Linked DNA regions of Homo sapiens: region 1 is linked to region 2. A link is an interaction called in ENCODE POLR2A ChIA-PET data of the cell type or tissue named here. Cell type or tissue: OCI-LY7. All regions are shown on one strand. Links, peaks and the distances in the headings refer to the core of each region. The heading gives the core; the rest is flanking DNA.

Evidence for each region. ChIA-PET counts read pairs that join two places held together with the same protein. Peaks named below come from ENCODE experiments on the same cell type or tissue, not always from the same donor. Only the 100,000 strongest peaks of a DNase experiment are listed, where the experiment ranks them.
Region 1: POLR2A ChIA-PET joins it to region 2 with 7 read pairs; 2 of 35 experiments call an interaction of 5 or more read pairs at or near these places.

The regions. Positions count from the first base shown.
Region 1 is chr10:28,538,436-28,543,824 of GRCh38, reverse strand. All of the region lies in intron 3 of WAC (WW domain containing adaptor with coiled-coil), which reads right to left. Among named protein-coding and RNA genes, the nearest start is that of WAC, 8.0 kb to the right of the region's middle. In OCI-LY7, for the core only: CTCF peaks have their summits at 1,738 and 1,938 (motif pointing right); no DNase peak of the experiment used is centred there.
Region 2 is chr10:28,283,891-28,289,279 of GRCh38, reverse strand. The region is part of intron 1 of MPP7 (MAGUK p55 scaffold protein 7); the gene reads left to right. MIR8086 (microRNA 8086) reads left to right here; the gene lies at 1-22. Among named protein-coding and RNA genes, the nearest start is that of MIR8086, 2.8 kb to the left of the region's middle. In OCI-LY7, for the core only: no CTCF peak of the experiment used is centred there; DNase peaks (open chromatin) are centred at 2,679 and 4,939; H3K4me3 peaks cover 1,190 bases; H3K27ac peaks cover 2,865 bases.

The DNA.
Region 1 (5,389 bases), core at 228-5,227, 250 kb before region 2:
TTATGGCATGAGAATGTTTTCTATGAAAACTAGTGATTAACTCTTAAATGAGAAGATACAAGGTGACTTTCTTTTTCCCCTTTTCTCTGCATTTCCTAATTTTTCTACAATGAGCGTGTACTAACAAAATTTTAGTACAAGAAGCACTATATAGCTCAAGGACCCATTAACTCCAATCTTGCTTTGCATAAATATGGCATTTCAGAAGTCAAGCATACAAAATACTTTCCTTAGAGAAATAAAAATATATGTAAAAGCCAGACAGGCCAACAGGGCGATCACATTCCTCAGAACCGCATTGTCCAATTCAATAACCATCATTCACATGTGGCAATTAAACACATGAAATGTGGCTTGTCCAAACTGAAATGTGCTGTAAATGTTAAATAGACACTAGGTTTCAAAGATCTTGTACCAAAAAGGGAATGTAAAGTATGTCATTATAGTTTTTAAGGTATCAATTACAAGTTGAAATATTTTTGATATATTAGGTCAAATAAAATATACTAAAATTGAATCATTTTTAGTTTTTAAGCAAAGCTACTAGAAAAGTACACATATGGTTTGCATTTGTGGCCAACATATTTCCACTGGACGGTGCTGCTATAGAACCTTGTTACTCTAGTGAAGTGTAGGTATCACCCGAGATCTTGTTAAAAGGCAGATCTTTGGGACCCACCCCAGAATTACTGACTATAGTATCTCCAGGTGCTTAGTATACACATTCAAGTTTGAGGAATGCTAATCCAAAATACTATAATTTCATTCCCCTTAAATTATAACAATCCAAATTTTTTTTATCTATCCATTTAGTTAAATGCTATAAAGTTTCAGGCACTATTCAAGGTAACAGGAATACAAGGTGGATAAAAACATTAAAACTCTCACTTCCTCTTCTGGTGGAGCTTATATTCCACAAAAGGCAAGCAAACAAAAACTAAAATACAGTCAGTTCTGCTATAACATTTGTTTCCAAATAGACAAATTTGTTTGAAGGCTACTGATCTATCAGAAACCAGCAAATTTCCCACTTATGTGTATTTTCACCTGTGAGAAACACTAGCTACATCAAGCTGCACAGGAATTTACAAGGCAGACACAGCTCAAACATCTAATAGCTATCTTAGTTCATCATGAATTATGAGTCAGGTCCATCCACATTTGATGTTACAAGTTTTTGTCTCGTATCAGGTATCTTCCATCCATCACTTTACAGTAATTCATGAACTGCAACCCTTCCAATGAGTGGCCACTTTCACAAGAAGTCAGGTTTTGGTCAAGGTAAAGTGCCATTTATTGCGGTGTTATTCTTTAACCATTTTATACGTGTAAAACTAAGTTACAATTTTTATTAGGTTCCTATCTTTTTAAAATGTGTCACTGACAATGTTTTTGGTTACTGTGCTCCTAACTCCATTTTCCCCATAAATTGGTCTGGTGCAATGTTGCACAGCACCGTGACTTTCAGAAATGCCCATGTCATGTTATAGCAGAATGACTATAAGTAAATCATAACAGGTCACCTTCATACAAGGAAGGAACACGCAGGGGCAAGGAAAGACAATGATGAGAATGACTGTTTCAGAGTGTTCAGCAAGGGCAGAGAAGGCCCTGTGAGAGGGTGACACTTAAGCAGACACATTACTGAAGTGAGTGAGCACAGTAGGAGAAACATAAAGGCACATAATGTGCAGAGCCCCTGAGACAGGAACAAACTTCTGCCTGCAGGGCCAGTATGGAGAGAGTAGCACAAACAAGGGGAAGATAGTAGAAGAGGCTGAAAAAATACCCAGACACCAGATTACACAGGATCTATTATAAGATTTGCTAAGAAACAGGGAGTCACTGGAGGGCCGTGAGCTTGAGAGAGATGTGAGGTGACTGGCATTTTAACTGGATCACTCTGGCTACTGTGTGGGGAAACAATCATACAAAGCAAAATGGACTCGGGAACACTAGGGGGCTCTTGCAGAATTCAAGCTAAGAAAAGGTGGTAGCCAGAACTAAAATGATAAAATAGTGAGAATTAGTTATACTTGGAGTATAATTTGAAGGCAGAGATAAAATTTTATGTGAAGAGACTTCCTTTCCAGTTTCAACAACAGTAGGCTAAATACTTTATAATTTCATCAGTACAACAGGAATAATACTGATCAGCCTATTTCAAAGAGCTACTGTGGAGTCAGATGAGAAACAATATAGAAACCCTTTGAAAATTATAAAGCATCATACAAATCCTGAAAAGGACTGTTCATAGAATATATTTGCAAGCCCCAAATAACCAAATAACTGATTTTGCCAGGGGGTGGAGGTTGCAATGAGGTGAGATCGAGATCGTGCCACTGCACTCCAGCCTAGGTACAGAGTGAGACTGTCTTAAAAAAAAAAAAAAAAAAAAAAAAAACAAAACACACACACACACAACCCCACAAAAATTGGTTTTGTAATTATCAAATTGACAATGAGTTATATCTAGTGCCTGGTATAGCATCCCAAATGCCCAGCTTATTTCCATCTTCACTCTTTCCAGCATCATAACAAAATGATGCACTACCCCCCAAACAATTCTGCACAACAGAATAAGGTAACAGATGCTTAATAGACACAAATTAGAATATATAAATTTTCTGTGAATTACAGACCAAAACCCCAAGTATGTTACACCAAAAATTTTAAATACTTCCTGCACAACTAGAAAACAGTTCAATTAAGACTGTCTTAAGGATCTAAGGATCTAAGTGAACTCATTCCAAAATACTGATTGTAAAATAGAAATACCATTAAATTATAAACAATACATAATAACCATCTCTCTAAAAATATAAAAAGTTAAAATGTGATTATGAGAAGCGTAAGACAAATGACTTGGTACTAGTGTTCAAATTTAACAATTTACATGCACAGATGCTTACATCACAGACACTGTTTTCTAAAATTAAAAAAAAAACAATGAAGAGTTGAAACATTAAGACTGCTACTCCTTCAATCTTATTCCACTTCTCTTGAAACAGAGTATGTTTCCTGTGTTTTCTAAATTGACCAATGGAAATCCAATGCAAACATTTCTGCATAGTATTATCACAAAGCATAAATCAATGAAAAAAGGTCATGTGTCACTATTTTTACTAGACAAAAAATACTTAACATCAGTCAAACGTATTATTAAAATCCAAACGTTAGTGTATTATATTCTATGCAATGTTTCCACTTCGTAAACAAGTCTTTAAATATGAGGGATTAAGAGAAAATGGACTTTTCCTAGTGAAATCTGTGTCATGCTTCCATGTCAAAACTTATTTTTGAAAATAAAACACTGATGTGATAACTGCGCCTAGAACTACACAAATACATCTTATCAAGGTACTATAATTTGGCAAGTTGTAACCACTGAGGGAAGAAGGGTGAAGATATTAGCAGGATAAAAGCAAAAATGCCTTCAAACTAATTCATGCCATAGTAACCACCACCAAATAAGCTTTCAATACCCAAGTGTTTAATCTCTGACAGCATACAAGTTACCGAAGTTAGAGAACTAGTTTCTAGACTGAGCTGTTGCTCTCTGTTCAATTTTATTAAATTTTCCCTCATTTGTAAAACTGGAAATAAGGATACTATCTGTTGTCTTCCAAAGTTAACATGAGTATCAAAAGCGACTGTTAATTTGTATACTTACTTTCTATACAACATTTCTAATGTTAGTAATTTGTAACATTACTAACTCAAAGCATATTTCAAAGTCATCTAAACAACGGTAAGACCATGTTGCTCAACTGCCAGTCTATTATTCAATGTGAAAGACTCAAACGTTACTAAATTATATTAAAAAAAGACATTATCACCAAATAATCCCTACTAATTCCTTCAAAATGTTAATAGTAACTTTTATTTGAAAGTTAGGGAGATGAAAATACATTTCCAAATTTTTCCAAAGATATAGCTAAATGACAAAATAAAAACTTCACTATGGGCCAGGCGCGGTGACTCACGCCTGTAATCCTAGCACTTTGGGAGGCCGAGGCAGGTGGATCACTTGAGAGCAGGAGATTGAGACCAGCCTGGCCAACTTGGTGAAACCCTATTTCTACTAAAAATACAAAAATTAGCCGGGCATGATGGCGTATGTTTGTAATCCCAGCTACTTGGGACATTAAGGCAGAAGGATCGCTTGAACTCAGGAGGCAGAGGTTACAGCGAGCCAGGATCACACCACTGCACTCCAGCCTGGGCAACTCTGTCTCCAGAAAAAAAAAAACCAAAAAACAAACCCTAACGATTGTACCTTAAGGTTTTTGCTTTTGGTTACTTTAAACAAGATTGTATGTTTTCAGACAGATCACAGACTATATAAAAATAACTCATTTCACAAAAAAATATTTTAATTATACTCTCACATAACCTATCTTAAATTTACAATAGACATTATTTCCTTTAATAAATCCTAATGGATAAAATCTCTAACTCTAAACTATACACGCTATGTTACAGCAAGTCTTATTTTAACTAGCAAGGTTTTTGGGAATAAAAACCTTCACAATCCCTGATTTCTCACTTTTTATATTGTATCTGCAAGTCCTTTCATACATTACTTCTGAACGAGCATTTTTCAATGAAATCCAAGATGCTAAGAAATCTAGTAATTACTGAAAAATGCTGTGATGCCAGTAAAGCCTAATCCTAAGGTAAACAAACGCACAAGTTCCACATTTAACTTGCTTTGTAAAATGCAAGTTACAAATCATAGCATATAGGTTATTATTAGTAAAGAAAATCATTAAATCTTAAAATGAAAAACTGGGAAATTTGAATTCAGTAGTTCAATGCATATAGTAAGTAACCTGCTGTAATCTTAAGTTTTTTACATGCTTAGAGCTTAGATAATCCAACTCACTTGCATTTGATTTTTGATAATGGTCTTGAATTTATATACATTAATTTTTTTCTTTTTTTTTTTTTTTTTTAAACAGACGGGTCTCACTCTATCAACCCAGGTTAGAGTGTGGTGGCACAACCACAGCTCACTGTTAACCTCAAACTCCTGGGCTCAAGCAATCATCCCACCACACCCAGCTAATCAAAAAAAAAATTTTTTTTTTTTTTAGTAGACACAGGGTCTTGCTATGTTGCCAAGGCTAGTCTCAAACTCCTGGCTTCAAAGGACCTTCCCATCTCAACCTCCCAAGCAACCAGCATTACAGAGATGAGCAGCTGTGCCTGGCTGAATTCTTTTTTTTTTTTTTTTTTTTGAGACAGGGTCTCAATCCGTCTCCCAGGCTGGAGTGCAATGGCACAATCTCAGCTCACTGCAACCTCCACCTCCTGGGTTCAAGTGATTTTCCTGCCTCAGCCTCCCTAGTAGTTGGGATTACAGGCACTCGCCACCGCAACCAGC
Region 2 (5,389 bases), core at 286-5,285:
GCCCAGGCTGGAGTACAGTGGCATGGTCTTGGCTCACTGCAACCTCCGCCTCCTGGGTTCAAGCGAGTCTCCTGCCTCAGCCTCCTGAGTAGCTGAGACTACAAGTGTGTGTCACCACACCTGGCTAATTTTTTGTATTTTCAGTAGAGACGAGGTTTCACCATTTTGGCCAGGCTGGTCTCGAACTCCTGACCTCAAATGATCCGCCCACCTCGGCCTCCCAAAGTGCTGGGATTACAGGTGTGAGCCACCATGCCTGGCCTGGTTAGCTATTTTTGAGACCAGAATCTCAAGAAAGAGGTATGTGCTGAGCTAAGAAGGAAAAAGTGCTGCTGACTTCCCCCACCCGAGGTCTTCTAACCTCACACCCGAGCCTAATACAAAATATTCTGCTCATAAGGCCCTTTCTCAGGATGGCTGTGGCTGGTGGTTCTTGGTGCTCTAGGCCAGACATTGGGCTCTGCTGAGCTTCCAACTTTTAGCGTTTGTTCAAACAGGAACTCAAAGAATAAGGTAATTCCTGAAGGCTCACTTGAACAAGCACAGCCTTGACCTCAGCTCCATATCCTTGGAGCTGCAGTTTTCAGACTTGTTTCAGTACCGCTTCACGCTCTTAACAATTATTAAGGACCTCAAAGACCTTTGCTTTACATGAGTTATATCTATCAATGTTTACCATATTAGAAATATAAGTGGGAAATTTTAGAGTATTTATGAATTCAATAAAACATAATAACCTGGCTGGGTGTGGTGGCTCATTCCTGCAATCCCAGCACTTTGGGAGGCCGAGGTGGGACGATCACTTGAGGCCAGGAGTTCGAGACAAGCCTGGGCAACATAGTGAGACTTTGTCTCTACAAAAAATTTAAAAAATTAACAGGATATGGTAGTGTGCACTTGTGGTCCTAGCTACTTGGGAGGCTGAGGCAGGAGGATTGCTTGAGCCCAGGAGGTTGAGGCTGCAGTGTACCATGATCACACCACTGCACTCCAGCCTGAGTGACAGAGCGAAACCCTGTCTCATAAAAACTAAAAATCAAAACATAATAACCCTTTTGTATATGAACATAAATAATACTTCTGTATGAAAAATACCTTTACAAAGATAGTTTAGGGAAAGAGTGGTGGTGGTTTACATTTTTGCGGTTCTCTATAACGTCTGGTTTCGTAGAAGCAGCTGGATTCTCATAACTGCTTCTGCATTCAATCTGTTGTGATTTGTTGTTTGGTTGGAATATGTGAAGAAAATCCAACCTCAGGCACATCTGTAGTTGGAAATGGAGGCGTGTTTTAATAGTCTTTTCTGATAATTGTGGATATTCCCTTTGATGCTACATCAAACTCTGCAAGTGGCCATTTCTTAAAGCTTATTTGCGGTGTGGAATCTGAAACCATATCAGTAAACTTTTCTTACTTTGTTGCATTAAAATCCATTGACCTGTCTTTCATTTTGGATCTTTCTTACTCATGTATCATTTGGGAAATACTGATTCATGGAATTAAATGTTAGCACATTTTATAATACCATTAGAAAAAAATTACATTTGTTGAAATCAGCGGTCATCTCTTGAAAAGTCTTCTTCCCCTCCAGCTTTATTGAGATATAATTGGTATACAAAAACCTGCATATAATCAATGTATAGAATTTGTTGAGTTTGGACAAATGTATACACTCCTGTATTTGGCATTATAAAATGTGCTAACATTTATTTCCATGAGCCAGTATTTTCCAAATCATGCATGAATAAGAAAGATCCAAAATGAAAGAAAGACCAATGGATTTAAATACCACAAAGTGAGAAACATTCACTCATATGGCTCCATATTCCACATTGCAAATAAACTTTATATTACATTTACCATCTCCACAATCCAGGTGATAAACGTGTCCATCACCTCCAAAGTTTCCTTGTGTCTTTGTGTTTTATTTTTATTTTGTGTATTAAAAACACTTAACATGAGATCTACCCTCTACAAATTTTTAAGGACACAATACCGTCTTATTAACCGTCTGCATATTGGGAAAGCTGTCACACTCTTGGTGGCAGATACAATTTTTCCAAGTATCTAATTTTTGTTTGAAGGCTTGACTTTTATCATTGGCAACAAATAGGTCAGTTATTATTTTTTTTTGAAGCAACAGGCTAATTTTGCGTTTGAGAAAGTGTGTGCCAAATACCCAACTTTAAATACTAATACTTTTAGTTTTTATTTCATGTAAAAATGATATTCTATAAACAAAAACTGCTAGTTCAGCTTGTTGATCAAACGGTTGGCATAAATTCTTTTCCTTCAGGCAACCTCCATACTTCAGTATGCCGCACAGCTCCTTCATGTGAACTTTCCTATTTCAGCACAAAGAATATTAAAAAGGTCAAAAGGGCACATACTCAGGGGTTGAGATTTCATGCAATTGCTAATGTTCACTGTTTCATCAAGGATATTTTTATATGAAACCGTCCTTTTTTTTTCCCACTGTGAGTTCGCAGTGGTCATGAGGACCTATACTGGTGGTGCCACTGTCTTGATTTGTGCTAAGGGGCCAGCAATTTTATACACCCTTGCTTTGATCATCAGTGCTTCCTGTCAGCCTATGAAAGTTGTGAATGACCTGTTTGCATTATTATAATGATAATTTTGATGTCATGGACGTCCTGAAAGGTGCCTGAGGACCCCCAGGGTGTCTTGGAGCACTTTGAGAACAGCTGGTGCCAGTTCAGTTGAAAGTGGGCTCCTCACAGTGATCTGTCTCCTCTGAGGTTGCTCAACTGCATCCAGCTTCTTCTTTGCTTATTACTCCTAAAGCTGTCATTTTAGAAGCAGGGACCAGTTACTTCTTGGCTCAGCTGTGCTGTAGTTTTCCAAGTGAAAGGAAGTTTAGTAACGCTAGGAAAGAAATTTTTATTTTTTTATTTTTTATTATTATTTTTTTTTGAGGTGGAGTCTCGCTCTGTTGCCCAGGCTGGAGTACAGTGGCGTGATCTCGGCTCACTGCAAGCTCTGCCTCCCGGGTTCACGCCATTCTCCTGCCTCAGCCTCCTGAGTAGCTGGGACCACAGGCGACCACCACCATGCCTGGCTAATTTTTTCTGTATTTTTAGTAGAGACGAGGTTTCACTGTGTTAGGCAAAATGGTCTCGAACTCCTGACCTTGTGATCCGCCCACCTCGGCCTCCCAAAGTACTGGGATTACAGGCATGAGCCACCATCCCGGGCGAAAGAAAATATTTTTGAGATAGGCAACTCCTGACCTGTACAAAGTTGTACATTTTGTTGTCTTACACAATAAATAAGCACATCCATAAACATGCTTGTACTTGATAGACTTTCCTCATCTTTTAAGATGAAGATAATCACAAAGAGAACATGAAGAAAGTTATGTTCATTTATCAAAAAGTACTTGTTTGGTTATCATAATTAAATAAAAAAAAAAACAGGCTACCACCTGTTGTAATGCTTTTTGTTTAATGAATGGTTTAACATGTTCTTTTGTTCTTTTAATGCCTGTAAATAGTAATCAGATCTTGATTTGATTCAGTTTCTATTTTTTTTGGCAAAACTACTTCGTAGGTGGTGGCCTGTACTTCTCACCCCAGTCAGGTAATATTGGTTGTCTCACTTTTTGTAGTGTTCATGACCATTGATAACCATTGCCTAGATCCATTATTTTATCAAGGGTTTGCAAAATGGTGATATTTTTATTGTTTTCCTGTTTTAGTTATTAGAATATTTTTATGAAGAGAAACTTCCCCTCATCAACTCTTTGAGATCTAGTTAGTACAGAAAAGGTAGGTTGGCTGGGCACAGTGGCTCACACCTGTAATCCTAGCACTTTGGGAGGCCGAGGTGGACGGATCATCTTAGGCCGGGAGTTGGAGACCAGCCTGACCAACACAGAGAAACCCCGTCTCTACTAAAAATACAAAATTAGCTGGGTGTGGTGGCGTGTTGCCTGTAATCCCAGTTACTGGGGAGGCTGAGGCAGGAGAATCATTTTAACCCAGGAGGTGGAGGTTGCAGTGAGCCAAGATTGCGCCATTGCACTCCAGCCTGGGCAACAAGAGCGAAACTTCATCTCAAAAAAAGAAAAGGTAGGTTAAATGCCTGATTCTTTTTTGTTTTTGTTTTTAACATCAGTTTTCAATATTATGAGCTGGTCTCTTAGATTAGTCCCTTAGAACAGGACTGTTCAGGTTGTGTAAATTAAATTGGTCTCTACAGCATTTTTGTTGGAAACACCAAGCTAAATTGTCTGGTTTTTAGAAGCAAATCTAAAGGAAACTATTAATAGAAAAGTCATTTTGTTCTATTCTGAAAGTAGCTTAATTCACTTGAAATAAAAAAATAATGGCTGAGACATCTTGGGGCTGTTAAATGGGAATAAAAAAATTAAAACACTTGTTCTTGTCTTTAGAATGATGTATTCATTGCATGTCATTATCCTTTTATGTATCTTATATTGTATTCTGAGATCAGATTCAAAAATGTATAAAGCATCCTTGCCTTCAAGGTTCATAATAGAGTAAGTGAAAAGTTGACCTCTGTTCTTGTTACATTGATTTGTTACAATCATTCCATGGGTGGAATGCAAACAAAAGTTCTATTTACTCCAATATTCCCCCCACTTTAAAATTCATAATTTTGAGAAATGTCTGATAGACAATAAGATAAAGTTTTCTTCGGAAAAAATGGAAGCAGTCAGTGAAACCTATTATGTAGAGGGGGCAGTCAGATGAGACTGAAGAGGTCCTATTGGAATTAGGGTGAGAGGAGAAAGGAAGGGAAGGCAACTTTCTTCAGTCTTCAGCTGCAGACTTCACTGGCTTCTTCCTGCTAATGCTGCCTGTGACTTGAAACAGGTCCTCCTGCTTCAGGCCAGACCTGTTTTTAAGCTGCTGCTCCCTCCCTGAATTCCTTCTCATGATTTGAGTGATTACTGAATACACAAGACTTGGTGCCTAGACAACAGAAGATTATATAAATGTCTGTGTACATTTGTGTACCCCTCCTGGGAACCAGTTAACAGCTGTCCTTGATCAGCAGGGATCTTGGTGACACTGGTTTTTCCTGTGTGCTTCCTTTCATGTGCATTTCAGAGTGGTATCCTCAGTAAAGTACTTTACTTAATCATTGGTGTTCATACCAACTATTAATCTCACCACCAAGATCTGTTCAGTTGTTTTCAGTTCAGTGTCTTACACTTAATAAATGATTTCAGTTGTTTTCAGTTCAGTGTCTTACACTTAATAAATGATAACTAAAGTGATTTTGACTTGGCTTCTGTTATCCTGGGTGCTTCTAATTTCCAGATGGGTCTGAAACTGGGTATTTAAATTTAGTCTTATTTTTGCATATGGAGCTAAAAGTATCCTTTGGGACAGGCTGTGTA